Linked DNA regions of Homo sapiens: region 1 is linked to region 2. A link is an interaction called in ENCODE POLR2A ChIA-PET data of the cell type or tissue named here. Cell type or tissue: K562. All regions are shown on one strand. Each heading gives the region's core, and the rest is flanking DNA. Links, peaks and the distances in the headings are about the cores only.

Region 1 (8,335 bases), core at 80-8,079, 73 kb after region 2:
ATCTGCTCTGTTCCTCCTCTTCATTCATCCATGCAGCCATTCAATACATTCATTAATCAAATGAATTACACCCTGGGTGCCTAATATGTGCCAGTTACTGCTCTAAGTGCCAGAGACATGGCAGTGAACAAACAAATGTATCATAAGTTAGGTCCAGTGAATACTATGAGGAAAATAAAGAGGGGACCAGAATCAAGAATGGGAAGGGGTGGTAGCATACTTGATGTAGGGTTCTTGGGAAGACTACTCTCTGAAATATCTGTGCCCCCAAAACCACTGTGTAGGCAGGATGGTGGGAGGGGATGTAACGATGCTACACCTCCAAGACCCCCTCTAGAGCACATCCAAGGTCCCTGCTGAGATGGCACTGTCCCACTTCACCATCACAACCAAAGAGGTGCGTGTTGGAAGACAGGAACTCCAAGATCTCCTCCTTTTTCTGCTAGGACTCAGTCACTCACTTTCATTTCCTTAAGGGGCCATGTCCATCCAGCCTAGAGTTAAGAGACCAAAAAGAGAGACCGGGACAGGTAAAGCTGAGACCCCAAGCAACTCTGTGCTTTCCACCATACTTCAGAGCAGTGCCTGAAACAACATCTCTGCCCCACAGGATGAGGGGTTGATTTCAGGTCATTAGCCATTCACACAAACCCACTGATATCTAGAACTGACTTCCCCAGCACCCAGGGACTCAAGCATCTCAAGACTCCTGCAGGAAATGGAGCCACCTCCCACATCTGCCCCTCTCCTCAGACAGGCACCGTCACATCCAGAAACCTGTCCAGAAATAGCCACGAGCCTAGGTGGGGACCTCTTCAAGGGTGCTGAGCAGGCCTCCTTTGTCACTGAGGCCACACCTTCCAAGATGCCTTCCCTGACCATCCCTCCCAGAGAAGGCCCCCATCGCCATTATTCTACTTCTAGCTTCTTGCATGTTTTAGCCGCAGCATTTAATGTGCCATGGAATAGTGTGGCGTGCTCATCTGTTGTGGTTTTGTTTCTTTCCCTCATATGCTCTGGAAACGGTCTTATTTACCATTTTTCTCCCCAGTGGATAGGATAGTACACAGGGGTATGTGGGAGTTGCTAGAAAAATATTTGTTGACTGAAAGAAAAGAAAAGCACTCTTACTTGGTCACCCAGTGGGGAGCTATAGAATGTGTAATTTAAAAATACATTTGGCGGCCGGGCGCAGTGGCTCACAACTGTAACCCCAGCACTTTGGGAGGCCGAGGCGGGCAGATCATGAGGTCAGGAGATCGAGACCATCCTGGCTAACACGGTGAAACCCCGTCTCTACTGAAAATACAAAAAAATTAGCCCAGTGTGGTGGCGGGCGCCTGTAGTCCCAGCTACTCAGGAGGCTGAGGCAGGAGAATGGCGTGAACCTGGGAGGCGGAGCGTGCAGTGGGTCAAGATCGTGCCACTGCACTCCAGCCTGGGCGATAGAGTGAGACTCCGTCTGAAAAAAAAAAAAATACACTTGGCCTGGAGTAGTGGCTCACGCCTGTAATCCCAGCACTTTGCGAGGCCGAGGCAGGTGGATTACCCGAGGTCAGGAGTTCGAGACCAGCCTGATCAACATGGAGAAACCCTGTCTCTACTAAAAATACAAAATTAGCCAGGCACGGTGGCACATACCTGTAATCCCAGCTACTCGGGAGGCTGAGGCAGGAGAATTGCTTGAACTCGGGAGGTGGAGGTTGCAGTGAGCTGAGACTGCGCCATTGCACTCCAGCCTGGGCAACAAGAGTGAAACTCTGTCTCAAAAAAAAAAAAATACACTTGTGGCCAGGTGCAGTAGCTCACACCTATAATCCCAGCACTTTGAGAGGCTGAGGTGGGAGGCTTGCTTGAGCCCAGGAGTTCAAGACCAGCCTAGGCAACACAGTGAGACCCTGTCTCTACAAAAAAATCTAAAGTTAGCCGAGCATGGTGGTGCCTGGGAGGCTGAGGCCAGAGGATCGCTTGAGCCCAGGAGTTCAAGGCTGTAGTGAGTCGTGATTGTGCTATTGCACTTCAGCGTGGGTGACAGATTGAGACCCTGCCTCAAAAAAAAAAAAAAAAAGAGAGAGAAAAAAAACAGGCAGGGTGCGGTGGCTCATGCCTGTAATCCTAGCGCTTCGGGAGGCTGAGGCAGGTGGATCACTTGAGGTCAGGAGTTTGAGACCAGCCTGGCCAACATGGCAACACCTATCTCTACTAAAAATACAAAAATTAGCTGGGCGTGGTGATGGGTGCCTGTAATTCCAGATACTTGGGAGGCTGAGGCAGGAGAATCGCTTGAACCTGGGAAGTGGAGCTTGCAGTGAGCCGAGATTGCACCACTGCACTCCAGCCTGTGTGACAAAGTGAGACTCCGTCTCAAAAAAAAGAGAAAAAACAAAAGAATAAAAGTACATTTGCAATTTTGTTAACATTCCTGGCATAACAGGGTAAACCATCTTAGCAGTCTTTGGAAAGGAAATGCTTCCCTTTGTGAACTCCTGGCTGCATTGCTGTTGAAGGAGGGGCCTCAGACTGGATGATTTCCATGGGACAGGGGAGGGGCAGGTGGAGGAGGAGCAGGCCTTGCTAGCTGGAGTCCTGTGGCTTCTCTCCCTTTGGCCACTCATTTCTCGTACTGTAGAGAAAGACTGTTTATGGACCTCAGCACAATAGACAAATACCTCCTAAAATGTACATCAGGTTCACTCATTTCCTTCCCAATTTCCAGGTGAGTACTCACCCTTCTGGCATCTGAACACCAGAGTAGTTCTTCGTGGTCTCACTCACAAGTGCACATAGACACAATACCAGTTTTCCCTAAAATACTAATTTTACATCATAATATTCCCCTATTTGAAAACGTATAGTGGTTCCCAGTTCTTTATTTCCAATGTGGCCTCATCTTACCTCTCATTGTTTTCCTGAATTTCCCAACATGAAGTCTCCTTTTCCAATGTCCTTCTACTCCTAGAACAAACCCCACTTTTCCCCCAAGACCTCATTCTGATCCTCTTCCCAAGGAAGCATTCTCCTCTGCTCTGCAGCAATCCAGATATTAAACTACTTTCACATCCAGGCTCAAGATTCACTCCCTCCATAAAACTGTGCTTGATTAACCCCACCCCATGAGAATCTCATTCTCATGGGTTGAGACCGAAGAGGTCTCAACCTCTTCGGCCCTTATGAATCCATGTATCTGGTCTGCACCTCCCTACCCCACTTATGCTGCCTTGGGCTGTTTCTCAGGTGAAGTATATACTTCTTACTTCTCTAGTAGATCAAATGCTTCCTAAAGGTTCAAACTTACCTTTTCTACTTTCTCTGCGAGCCCCTTTGCGCCCAGTATGGTTTTACTCAGCAGTAACAAATGTCTTTTGATTGATAACCAGTGACAATAGCTAGTATTAATCAACATTTATTGAGCACCTCTTAGTGCACTGCACTAAATGTTTCACATCTATTTTTCTCATTTAATCTCTGCCAACATTTGTGGCATATGCCATTATTATTCTCACTTTGAAAACAGGGAAACTAAAATTAAGTACTTGTTCATACAGCAATTGAATGGTTGACCCTGGCTTGGAATCCAGATCTTTCTACTCTTCCCCAAATACAGGTCCTCCCTGTCACTAGAGCATAACACCTTCTCTGCTTTCTCTTTTTTTTTTTTTTTTTTTTTTTTGAGACAGAGTCTCACTTTGTTGCCTAGGCAAGTGGCATGATCTCAGCTCACTGCAACCTCCGCCTCCCGATTCAAGTGATGCTTGTGCCTCAGCCTCCCGAGTAGCTGGGATTACAGGTGCCTGCCACCACGACCGGCTAATTTTTGCATTTTTAGTAGAGATGGGTTTCATCATGTTGGCCAGGCTGGTCTTGAACTCCTGACCTCAGGTGATCCACCTGCCTCGGCCTCCCAAAGTGCTGGGATTACAGGCGTGAGCCGCGGTACCCAGCCTCTTTCTTTTCTTCGTTGCACCATTGCCCTGTTACTACGGCTGCGAATAGTGTGAAAGTCAGAAAACAACATTCTGATATGCAGGAGATATCACAAAAAGCAAGGTTTACAAAACATGCAAAGTTACTAGTATTAATACACACACTTAGATACACACACAGCCTTGTGGGCGGAAAGAACTAGACTTCTCCCCTAGCCAAAATGATATGTGGGTTGAGAACAGGCCAGGCTGCTTAAAGCTGGAGGAATTAAAACATAATAGTTTTAAAGAGTTGGTACTTAGTTTTACTTTGGGATGGAAAAGACAAACCAGGTCAAGAGCTATGGGTCTGGAAGGGTGGATCCTGGTTTGGTGTGAGGGGCTCATGGAAGATGCAGAGGTGAGGTACAGAGTGCACGTGAAGAAACATAAGGTTTGGAGAGAACGTGGAGGGACATTTTAGATTGGCCTTAACAGTGAAACTCACCAAGAAACTATGTCCTCAGCAAGAAAGGCTCTTACTTCGATAGCACAAAACTGTCTTGCCTTTCAGTAGATATAGCGATCGAGGAGCTCTGTTCAAAGCTTAGATTTGACCATGTGACTTCTTTGCTTAAAACCCTTCAAAGAGGCCGGGCGCGGTGGCTCAAGCCTGTAATCCCAGCACTTTGGGAGGCCGAGGCGGGCGGATCACGAGGTCAGGAGATGGAGACCATCCTGGCTAACACGGTGAAACCTCATCTCTACTAAAAATACAAAAAATTAGCTGGGTGTGGTGGTGGGCGCCTGTAGTCCCAGCTACTCGGGAGGCTGAGGCAGGAGAATGGTGTGAACCTGGGAGACGGAGCTTGTAGTGAGCCGAGACTGTGCCACTGCAGTCCGGCCTGGGCTAAAGAGCGAGACTCCGTCTCAAAAAAAAAAAAAAAAAAAAAAAAAACAACAAAAAACCCTTCAAAGGTTTCCTATCTCCTAAAGGATGAGTCATAACTCCTCACCCCATTACATGACGCCTTCCAGAATCTGGCCCCGCCAACCTTTCCATCCTCTTTAGGATTTCATGCTGTGCTTTAGAACCCCAAACTCCTGATACCTCCTTACCCAAACCCATCCTGTTTCTCCCCGCTGTGCCTTGCCGACTTCTGGGAATGGTTTCTCCTCTCTCTGTGCAGAGCAAGCTCCTTTGTCATTGAGGCCACACCTTCCAAGAGGCCTTCTCTAACCATCTCTGCCAAAGAAGGCCCCCAGCAGCATCATTCTATTTCTAGCTTCTCACATGTTTTAGCCACAGCATTTAATGTGACATGGAATAGTGTGGCATGCTCATCTGTTGTGCTTTTGTTTCTGTCCCTCATATGCTCTGGAAACGGTCTTATTTACCATTTTCTCCCCAGTGGATAGGATAGTACACAGGGGTATGTGGGAGTTGCTAGAAAAATATTTGTTGACTGAAAGAAAAGAAAAGCCCTCCTCTGGCTCTCAGGGAAAGAGGAAGCAGGCCACGAAGGCCAGCCTCTCATGAAGACAAGGAGAGTCCCTTCGACTTCCATACAACTTGGTCCATTTGCTGTGAGGAAGCTGCTTGACTGTACCTCCCCTTATCTGAGAATCCACTGCTAATTGAGATTTTGGAGATTCCTGGTCCCAGACATAACTCTCTGTCTTTTCCTCAAAGACATAAGTAACATTCAGCTTCTAAGAGTAAAGGCTGGCACTGCTTAATAAGATAATGTAAAAATGTGTAAGACCTTGGGGAGTGCCCCAAGGTGCATTGGTCTAGCTGGGGAAAACAGAAAACCTGCCCAGAAAAGTACACTATAAGAAGTGTCATCTACTAAAAATACAAAAAATTAGCCGGGCGTGGTGGCGGGCGCCTGTAGTCCCAGCGACTCAGGAGGCTGAAGCAGGAGAATGGCGTGAACCCGGGAAGCGGAGCTTGCAGTGAGCCGAGATCACGCCACTGCACTCCAGCCTGGGCGACAGAGCGAGACTCCGTCTCAAAAAAAAAAAAAAAAAAAAAGAAGTGTCAGAAGAGCCTAAGGGAGCAGCTGTACTCAGGATGTGGGATTTGAGTAGGGCCTTGAAGAATATGAGGGCTTTTAACAGGAGGAAAACAGCAGAAAGGATTTCACATGAAGATGTGGTTTGGTCAAAGAGAAAATTTCAAGGTGCTTTTCGAAGAAGAGGAGAGATAGTGCAATGAAGGAGGACTTCAATAATTTCCACTGTTTTCAGAATTGCTTGTTCGTGAAATTTATGTAGTCCCTCCAAAATCTAATATGGGGCCAGGCATGGTGGCTCACATCTGTAATCCCAGCACTTTGGGAGGCCGGGATGGGAGGATCACTCGAGGCCAGGAGTTTGAGACCAGCCTGGCCGACATAGTGAGGCCTCATCTCTACCAAAAAAAAAAAAAAAAATAGCTGGATATGGTGGCACATGTCTGTAATCCTAGCTACTTAGGAGGCTGAAGCGGGAGGATCACAGGAGGTCAAGGCTGCAGTGAGCTATGATTGTACCACTGCACTCCAGCCTGGATGACAGAGGTCTCTAAAAATAATAAATGTTAAATTAACTTTTTAAAAAATCTGATTTGGTATTCCCATTGATAATTCAGCATCAATTACCCAGGAAAACTCCCATCATGACATGCTTCCAGTTTCTGGGGGCAACACTGCAGGAATGGGGTCAAAGACATAGGGGACCAGTCACCCTGGATACTGTCCTTTTGATCATAAAATGTGGGTTGAGTGAATCTTCCTAGAGAGCCAAATATAGAAGTTAAAATGCTGATTGATTACACACCTTCATATCAATCATGCGTGTTCTCTGTCTTCCAATTCTCTTCCTGTATCCAGGCCTGAAATCTTGGTATCCTTTGTGACTCCTCCCTCTTCTTTGCCTTCCACGTCAAATCAATTGCCAAGGTCTCTTGATTGTATCTCTATAGTGTTTTTTGAATATATTCCCTACTCAACATTCCTATTGTCATACTATGAGCTACTACAAGAGCCTGCTAATTGACCTCTTTTTCTCTAACAAATTGCAATATCTTATGTCCCATTCTTATCTCTTGAAAGGATAAATGAATTTCCCCATGGCAGTTCTCTAACTTTCAAAATAACAGGGTGGGGCGCGGTGGCTCACACCTGTAATGCCAGCACTTTGGGAGGCTGAGGCGGGCAGATTACGAGGTCAAGAGATCAAGACTATCCTGGCCAACATGGTGAAACCTGTCTCTACCAATAATAGAAAAATTAGCCAGGGGTGGTGGCGCATGCCTGTAGTCCCAGCTACTTGGGAGGCTGAGGCAGGAGAATCGCTTGAACCCGGGAGGTGGAGGTTGCAGTGAGCCAAGGTCGTGCCATTGCACCCCAGCCTGGCCACAGAGCGAGACTCCGTCTAAAAAAAAAAAAAAAAAATTTGCTGGGTGTGGTGGCGGGTGCCTGTAGTCCCAGCTACTTGGGAGCCTGAGGCAGGAGAATCACTTGAACCCAAGAGGCGGAGGTTGCAGTAAGCCAAGGTCGCGCCATTGCACTCCAGCCTGTGTGACAAACTGAGACTCCATGTCAAAAAAAAAAAACAACAACAAAAGAATAGCAGCACTCTTGATAGCCTCAGACCAGAAGCAACAATATCCATCAACAATAGAATGGACAAAACAATTAACTGTGATATATTACAACAAAGAATTATTATGCAGGAAGGAAAACAAACTACAAGTTACATGCAACCACATGCATGGATCTTCTGAACATAATATTGAGAAGAAGCAAGTCACAAGAAAGTATATGAACTATGGTTCCATTCATAGCAAAACTATCTTGTTTGGGGACCCACACATTGGTGGTTAAGCCATAAAGAAAAGCAAGCAAGGAAATGATGACATCAGGGAGTGGTTTCCAAGGGAGGGGGCTGTGATGAGGAAGGGGCTCGAGGAAGTTCCTGGGATACCAGCAATGTTCTATTTTCCAACCTGGTGATGGATATGTGGCAGTTCACACTACAGCAGTTTATTAAGTTGTGCATGTATTATGCTGTATGCAATTTTCTGCATTATATTAGACAACAAAAATATTTAAAAATAAAAAAGTCATATTAATACCTAATGGCTTGAAGGTCTTTATATATTATATTTTCTTGGCGGAAAGTACAATTATGGTCTCATGGGGCATGTGACCTTTTTTATTTTTATTTTTTGACTTAAAAAAGAAGATCCTCATACTCAAAAAGAAACATGTTGGGAAATTTAGGTAGAGACAACCACGTGGGATGACTATTTGAGGGCAGGTGGGGCTGGTGGGAGGGAGTTCTGTGCAAACCAATGGGTATTGCTCTCGCAGTGCCAGGCCTGGATCAACGGCACATGAATGGCAGCCGCTACGCCAGGAGCCGACTCAGCATTTCGCTTCCTC
Region 2 (8,335 bases), core at 128-8,127:
AGTGGTGGCTCACACCTGTAATCCCAGCACTTTTGGGAGGCCGAGGTGGATGGACTGCTTGAGCACAGGAGACCAGCCTGGGCAACAGGCGAAACCCAATCTCTACAAAATATACAAATATTAGCTGGGCACAGTGGTGTAAACCTGAGTTCCCAGCTACTTGGAAGGCTGAAGTGGGAGGACTGCTCAAGCAAAGGAGATGGGCTGCAGTGAGCCATGATCATACCCCTGTACTCTAGCCTGGGTGACAGAGTGAGACCCTGTTTCCAAAAAAAAAAAAAAAAAAAGATCAACACCATACTCAGAATAATAGTTAACTTCTGGGAAGAAAGTAAACTGTAATCCAAGAAGTTGCTTCAACTGTACATGATTTTTTTTCCTCAAAAAAATGAGAAATATGGGAACATGCTAAGATATGCTACAGCTGTATGGTTAATATATGAATGTTAATTATATTGGTCTCTGTAGTCTCATGTATGTTTGAAATATTTTAAGGAAAAAAAACATATATTGGCCAAATAAAACATACATCTGCAGCCTAAATTCAAATCAACCCCTAAAATGTATTTCATTGGCTTGAAATCTTAATGCTTAGCCCTCACCTTTTTTTTTTTTTTAAATCTAGGGCCACTAACAACAACAAAACAGCTTTTATATAATGTCCAGTTTAAATAGTTTCTTAGAAATCTGTGAAGAGAGGATTTCACCCCTGAAAAATTGGTCTTGTTCCTCCTTTTAGTTTAGTGCTATGTATTTTACCATACTTCCATTTTTACCCTCGCTGCCAAGCAAACTCAAACCCAATTTTTATTCTTAGTCATTGAATTATGCTGTCACTTGGGAAAAGAATATATGCTTTGTCCTTTCCCTGATTTCTTCTTTTTACACATATTTTATTACACTTCCAGATCTTTTATTTTAAGTTACCAGATATCCTTTCTGGAAGAAATAGGATAAAATAAATTTCAAGAAAATAAAGTCAATCTTCTGTGCCATTCTGCTGAAGTTTTCATAATGTAACCCCTACCACAAAGACATCCTCCTTAACCAAAGGAATGGATACATGGATACAACTAGGCATACATGTTCACTAAACTTAATTTCAAAACATACAAGATTAAAGTGAATATGCTGTCAATGAAAAATAATCAGCTGATATACTAACAACAAACATACAAAAGAAAGGCCTAAATGGCCAAAGTGTAATAAGCTAACTAATTTTGCCCCTTTTAAGACCATATGCTTTGTGTTTTGTTCTCTAGTACACAGACATTGTGGAAATAAGAATATTCTTATATTCAATAAATCCAGTAAGAATGTGTAATATGATCAGTTATAAAGAAAATATCATTTTGTTGTAGTCTTCCATTAAAAAACTTAAGTGTCCTTTTCCAGTTATTTTTCCCATGCCTGAAGATAATCTGGCAATTCTCAGAATTTAGCTTCCCTTTTCCTTCTGTCTGGACACTTGTCTAATTAAGCCAATCTATAATATCATTGGCCAACATATATCCCCTTCTAACACATGGTATACTCCAATCCAGAAAACTCAAAACCATAAGTAATGTTAAACAAATCCCCTTTTTAATAAATTCCTCAACTTCCAATTTCTAAATACCAAATGTACTTATAAAATAGGCTAATTATTTCCTAACAGGTCCTAAGATATCAGTTCGTCCTATTTAACTTATCTTAGAGTTGAAAGATGAGAGACAACATATGCCAAAGTGACAATTTTATAATGAAGTTTTTCTTTTCTTTTTAAGACGGAGTTTCGCTCTTGTTGCCCAGGCTGGAGTGCAATGGTGCTATCTCGGCTCACCGCAACCTCTGCCTCCCGGGTTCAAGTGATTATCCTGCCTCGGTCTCCCAAGTAGCAGGGATTACAGGCAGTGGCCATGATGCCTGGCTAATTTTTGTTTTTGGTTTTTTTTGTTTTGTTTTGTTTTAGTATTTTCAGTAGAGACGGGGGTTTCGCCATGTTGGCCAGGCTGGTCTCAAACTCCCAACCTCAGGTGATCCGCCCACCTTGGCGTCCCAAAGTGCTGGGATTACAGGCCTGAGCGACCGCACCCAGCATGCACTGCAGTTTTTCAAGTTTGTATTTCACAATTTGAAAATATTATTTTTAACAAAATTAAAGCACTTCACTCAGCAGTAACCCCAACAGTTACTGGTTCATGAACCAATTTAGATTTTTAAAAGACCATTTACTTACCACCTGCTATATACCGGAACTGCCAGTAGATTATCAAGAAAGTTACACGTTCCTTACCCTCAAGAAATATATAGTCTATTAGGCAGGCACCCAGATTCTTTTTGATCAGTGATAACAAAACCATATGCTTTCAAGAGCCAAGCAGAGAATGTAAATAGGTGAAGCAGCTCCACCTAAGGGAGGCCCGGGAACAGAATGCATGCTCCACCTGAAGTAATCGTAAATCAACTTTAAAAGAATGCTATTGAAACAAAGCATATCTCCCAGTTAGATAGAATATACTGCAAATGCTTAACCTCCTATCAGATAAACAAAGATTTTTTTTTTTAATTTGTAATGACACAGAGAAGCTAGACTCCACCCACATTTCTGGTGAGAGTTTACATTGCTGTGACCTTTCTGGGTGGCAATGTGATAACACACATCAAAATGAAAAATGTGTTTTCTTCAACTATTACAAAATTACTAAAGGGGAATTAGCTTGCAATAAATATACATAAAATGTATGGGCAATTTACAATCCATTTATATAATCTAAATATCCATCAGTAAGAGCAGTATTAAGTTATAGCATATCCATTTAATAATACTACACTAGAGAACTACTAAAAAGAAGAGAGTAGATGCAGATGTAAAGTAAGCCACAAATATTAATTTTAAAAACACACACACAGGGCCTGTCATGGTGGCTCAAGCCTATAATCCCAGCACTTTGAGAAGCTAAGGCAAAGAGGATCACTTGAGTCCAGGAGTTCAAGGCCGGCCTGGGCAACATGGCAAAACCTCGTCTCCATTAAAAATGCAAAAATTAGCCTGGCGTGCATCTATAGTCCCAGCTACGTGGGAGTCTCAGTTGGGAGGACTGTTTGAGTTCGAGAGGGCAGTGAGCCGTGATTGTGCCATGGCACTCCAGCCTGGGTGACAGAGCAAGACCCTGTCTCAGAAATTAAATAAAATACACACACACACACACACACACACACACACACAATCAGCCAAGACAGCACCACCTGCTGAGCTCCCAAACACTGTTTCTGGTCACATCCAGAAGTACAACGCCACAGCTCCACACCACAGCTGAAATGGGTTTGCAAATGTCAGCAGTACGGGTTCTCTGAGAACTACTCACTGTGGATCCAGTCTACAGCCAACATGTCCTGCAGAAACTAGCTGCCCAGTAACAAGCAGCAGTTATAGAATCTAATAAAGTGGAGCCACTGGCTGACATTAAAGGGTTACTACAGCAGTACTATATACACTACAAATCCAATATGGAGATTCTCAAATTAAAACCAATAAACCTGGCAAAGAATTGACAGAGCTGGTGATATTTATGGCACAGATTGGTCACTGTTACCCAGAACATCTAAGTAACTTTCCTCAAGAGCTAAAAGATCTACTTTCCTACAATTATACTGTACTGTCTTGAATCAAAATCATCTAATAACATTTTACAAAGCTTTGATCTTGCTGAGAAGTATCATATCCATCCATCAAGTTTGCTAGAGCTCTTTTTTGAACTTCCAAGTTGCCATAATAAGCTTTTGAGACTTTACATACTCATGTTGTGACTGATAGCAAGAATATAACTGTAAAACACAAGAATAAAGTGGATATAGTACTGCAGAATTTCATATACATCGTGTTAAGAGACAGCAATGTAACTGCAGCCAAGATATCTTTGGATGTGATGACTGAACTCTACAAGAAACATCCGGACTGATGCCAAAACTGTCAATGTCATCACAACTGCATGTTTTGAGATATTGGTTGCCACCTTGACATTCTTCCTAGGATAAGATGAAGAAGAGAAACAAATAGGACAGACTCAGAATCTGAGGATAAAGTGACAAGAGACCTACAAGTGCAGTATGTCACTGGGAAGAGTGGCTCCAAACACAAAACACTGAAAAGGTTATGAAAAGTGCCCAGGAAACAAAAGAAGAAAAAACTCACAGTGTTTAACTTTTAAGCTATTAGCTTTATTCATGATCCTCAAAGTTTTACCAAAACACTCCTGAAGCACACAGCTAGAAATCTCTAAGCAGAGGTTTGAGTTAACATGATGCTCATAAATCTTATCTCCAGATTGGCAGAAATTCATAAGCCCTCTAACTTCTATGCCTTTGGGCAAAAGTTTCTGCTGCTGCACCACAGAGAAGTAACAGAAATCACTGTTTGCTAAACATGCATTTCATCACCTGTTAGTCCCAGAGATCACTCAGTTATTGCTCATGACTGTGACCATCCATTATGTTATGGACAAGAACTTTAGGGAAGACATGACAGTCCAAATCAGTGCTATAAGAGGTAATAGCTCAATGTCCCCTAGCCATGACAGAAGAACTTCCTCAAGACCTGTCCCAGTATAAAACACACAAGGATAAGAATATGATGCTGTCTACTATAACTGTGATTCAGTTCTTCCAAATCCTCAGATGATGCAGAATTCCAGGGTAAGCTGACAGAGGCCCCAGTAAAATCAACAGTGCAAGAATATGGCCAGGGACAATGGCTCCTGCCTGTTAAATCCAGCTATTCAAGAGGCTGAGGGAGGAGGATCGCTCGAGGCCAGGAGTTCAAGACCAGCCTGGACAACATGGCAAAACCCTGTTTCTACAAAAAATACAAACATTAGCCAGGCATGGTGGTGCATGCCTGTAATCCCGGCTACTTGGGAAGCTGAAGTGGGAGGATCACTTGAGCCCATGAAGCGGAGGTTGCAGTAAGCTACGATTGCACCACTGCACTCCAGTCTGGGCAACAGAGTAAGACGCTGTAACCAAAAAAAAAAAAAAGAAGGAAAAAAGAAAAGAGAAAGAAAAAGAGAAGGCTGAAAATGATAAAGATGGGTGGGGAAGCACCAGTCTCAGTGAGGAGGAGGGTGCTGCTGGTGAATCTGTTGACAAGTAGAAACTGCAAGAAATCTCCTAGAAGCTGAACAGCACCCATGGAGGAGTGAAAAGCCAAACTAAACGATGACTTCTAGAAAATCTGCATGGCTCAACTAAGGAAAAAATTCAGTGCTGCCCCCAGGGAAAGCCCAAGAGGAAATGTATTGAAATAGTGATAAGGAGCAAGTAATTTTTTCTAACATTGATGACAGTCATAAAAAGCCAAAGTCTGACAAGGAGACATGACTAGCAACTGCAATGGCTGGACAGACCAAAAAGAATTTATGAGGAAGAAAACCAAAATGAATCATTTTCCAAATCCAGAGATAAAGAGAAAAAAGAAGAACTTTGATGATTAGGTATAGCCAGAATGTCCCGTCAAAAAAAATAAGCATTCCTTTGGGGAAAAGCTGCTGCCACTATGAGATACACTTAAAAAAAAAAATAGAAAAATAAAAAGAGAGAAAAAGTAACATCCAAGCCAGCCTTCCATTCCCAAAATAAATTGTCATTAATCTGAAAATTAGTAAATCAAGAATGTTTACATTAGAAAGTCCAAAAGCACTATATCCTGAAAACCACCAAAAAAGGTGAATGACTGCTGAATGACGGGTTTCGTCATTTTTTTTTTTTTTTTTTGAGATGGAGTTTTGCTCCTGTTGCCCAGGCTAGAGCGCAGTGGTGCAATCTCGGTTCACTGCAACCTCCACCTCCCAGTTTCAAGCGATTCTCCTGCCTCAGCCTCCTGAGTAGTTGGGATTACAGGCGCGCGCCACCATACCCAGATAATTTTTTTTTTAATATATTTTTGGTAGAGAGGGGGTTTCATTCATGTTGGCCAGGCTGGTCCCGAACTCCTGACCTCAGGTGATCCACCTGCCTTGGCCTCCCAAAGTGCAAGGATTACCGACGTTAGCCACCACCCTCAGCCCACTTTTTTTTTTTTTTAAGAGACAGAGTCATGCTGTGTTGCCCAGACTGGTCAGAGTCATGCTGTGTTGCCCAGACTGGTCTCAAACTCCTAGCCTCAAGCAATCCTCCCACCTCAACCTCCCAAGTAGCTGGAACTACAGGCGCAAGCCACCACTGGGCTTGATCCCATTTTTGTAAAAAATAACTCTCGGCCAAGTGCAGTGGCTCATGTCTGTAACCCTAACACTTTGGGAGGCTAAGGTGGGAGGATCGCTTGAGCCCGGGAGGTCGAGGCTGCAGAGCCATGACGGCACCAGTGCACTCCAGCCTGAGATACAGAGTGAGATCTTAAAAAAACAAAACAAAAAAAAAAAAAAAACTGCAACACAAAGAATAAGCCCTATGTAAACTATAGACCAATAAATAACAACATATTGATATGGGCTCATCAAATGCAATAAATGTGCCAAATTAATGCAAGATGTTTGCAATAGGAGAAACGAGGGAAGGGAAGGGAATATGGGAACTTTCTGTGCTATCGGCTCAAATTTCTGTACATCTAAAGCTGCTAAAAAAAAGTGTAATTTTTAAATTCTGAATATGCAGACAAATCTGCAAATAATTACTTGTATATGCACACAAAGAGAGGTGAAAAGACCTATATCAAACTGTTGCCCCTGGTTATCTACAAAGGATGAAAACTGGAAACTAGCGCATGAGAAGGAATTTTTTTACATTATACAGTTGGCCCTCCATATCCATGGGCTCTTATGTCTGTGGATTCAACCAAGCTTGGATCCAAAAAGTTTAATATAGCATCTGTATTTGAAACATGCAGACTTTTTTTTCTTGTCTTTATTCCCCAAACAATACAGTATAACAACTATTTACATAGCATTTATATTCTATTAGGTATTATAAGTAATCTAGAAATGATATAAAGTATTTGGGAGGATATGCACAGGTTATATGCAAATACTATGCCATTTATATCAGAGATTTGAGCATCTGTGCATCTTGATATTCACCAAAGGTCCTAGAAGCAGTCCCTACAGACACCAAGGGATGACAGTATATCTCTGGACTGTCTAAACTTTCTACACTGAGCAATAATGTAAGTAGAGGCTCTGTAGCATATTGTTAAGAATTTGGGTTTCTCAAATCAGACTGCATGAAATCAAATCCTAGCTCCACCATTTGCTAGCTGATAAACTTCCAACAGTTACTTAATTTTTCTCCTTGCCTTAGTTTCCTCACCTGTAAAACAGAAATCATAGTATACACTCACAGAGCTGCCACAGCAATTAAATAATTTCATACACGTAAAGTAGTGGAAATTGTCTAGTACATAGTAAGTGCTCAATAAATGTTAACCAGCATCTTCATTACCAAGCATTTATTATTCCTGGATTTTCTTTTTAAATCTTGACTGGTAAGACTAATCATGAAAACCCGGTTCATAAGCCCCTTTCTAGAAAGACCTCCAATGCAGAAAATACAAAAGCAATCAAAATCCAAATACAAATAATGAAATACTTCTTAAAAAAGCAGATTACAGGGCTGGGCACGGTTGCTCACACCTGTAATCCCAGCACTTTGAGGGGTGAGGCAGGTGGATCACATGAGGAGTTCGAGACCAGCCTGGCCAACATGGTGAAACCCCGTCTCTACTAAAAATACAAAAAAAAAATTGGCCGGGCTTGGTGGCGCACACCTGTAATCCCAGCTACTAGGGAGGCTGAGGCAGGAGAATTGCTTGAACCCAGGAGGCAGAGGTTGCAGTGAGCCAAGATCGTGCCATTGCACTCCAGCCTGGGCAACAAGAACGAAACTCCGTCTCAAAAAACAAAATGAACAAAAAAAAAAAAAAGCAGATTACAAACCAACATTTATCAATTTGAGTTCATTTATATAAAAAATAATCACCAACAAATTCTATAATCACAGAAAAAAAGCCCCAAGTGGTGTACTTGTAAATAACTTTTACTTTCTCCTTTACAATTTTCTGACTCATTTAAATTTTCAACATTGACTATGTATCATTTTTAATGGAGCTCGGCAAACTTTTTATATTAAGGTCCACATAGTAAATAAATATAAGGTGTTACAGGCCACATGGCTCTCTGGCACAACTACTCAACTCTGCTGCTGTACCCCAAAAGAAACTACAGACAATACCTAAACGACTGCATATGGCTATGTTCTAATAAAAACTTTTTTCTTCCTCTTTTTTTTAAGACGGAGTTTCGCTCTTGTTGTCCAGACTGGAGTGCAATGGTGCAATCTTGGCTCACTGCAACCTCTACCTCCC

The links. ChIA-PET counts read pairs that join two places held together with the same protein. Peaks named below come from ENCODE experiments on the same cell type or tissue, not always from the same donor. Only the 100,000 strongest peaks of a DNase experiment are listed, where the experiment ranks them.
Region 1: POLR2A ChIA-PET joins it to region 2 with 7 read pairs; 10 of 35 experiments call an interaction of 5 or more read pairs at or near these places.

What each region holds. Positions count from the first base shown.
Region 1 is chr12:1,619,713-1,628,047 of GRCh38, reverse strand. It overlaps a transcript of WNT5B not described here. Among named protein-coding and RNA genes, the nearest start is that of WNT5B, 5.4 kb to the left of the region's middle. In K562, for the core only: no CTCF peak of the experiment used is centred there; a DNase peak (open chromatin) is centred at 4,921.
Region 2 is chr12:1,693,080-1,701,414 of GRCh38, reverse strand. The region is part of intron 1 of ADIPOR2 (adiponectin receptor 2); the gene reads right to left. It also overlaps the pseudogene LOC100533654. Among named protein-coding and RNA genes, the nearest start is that of ADIPOR2, 6.2 kb to the right of the region's middle. In K562, for the core only: no CTCF peak of the experiment used is centred there; no DNase peak of the experiment used is centred there; H3K4me3 peaks cover 14 bases.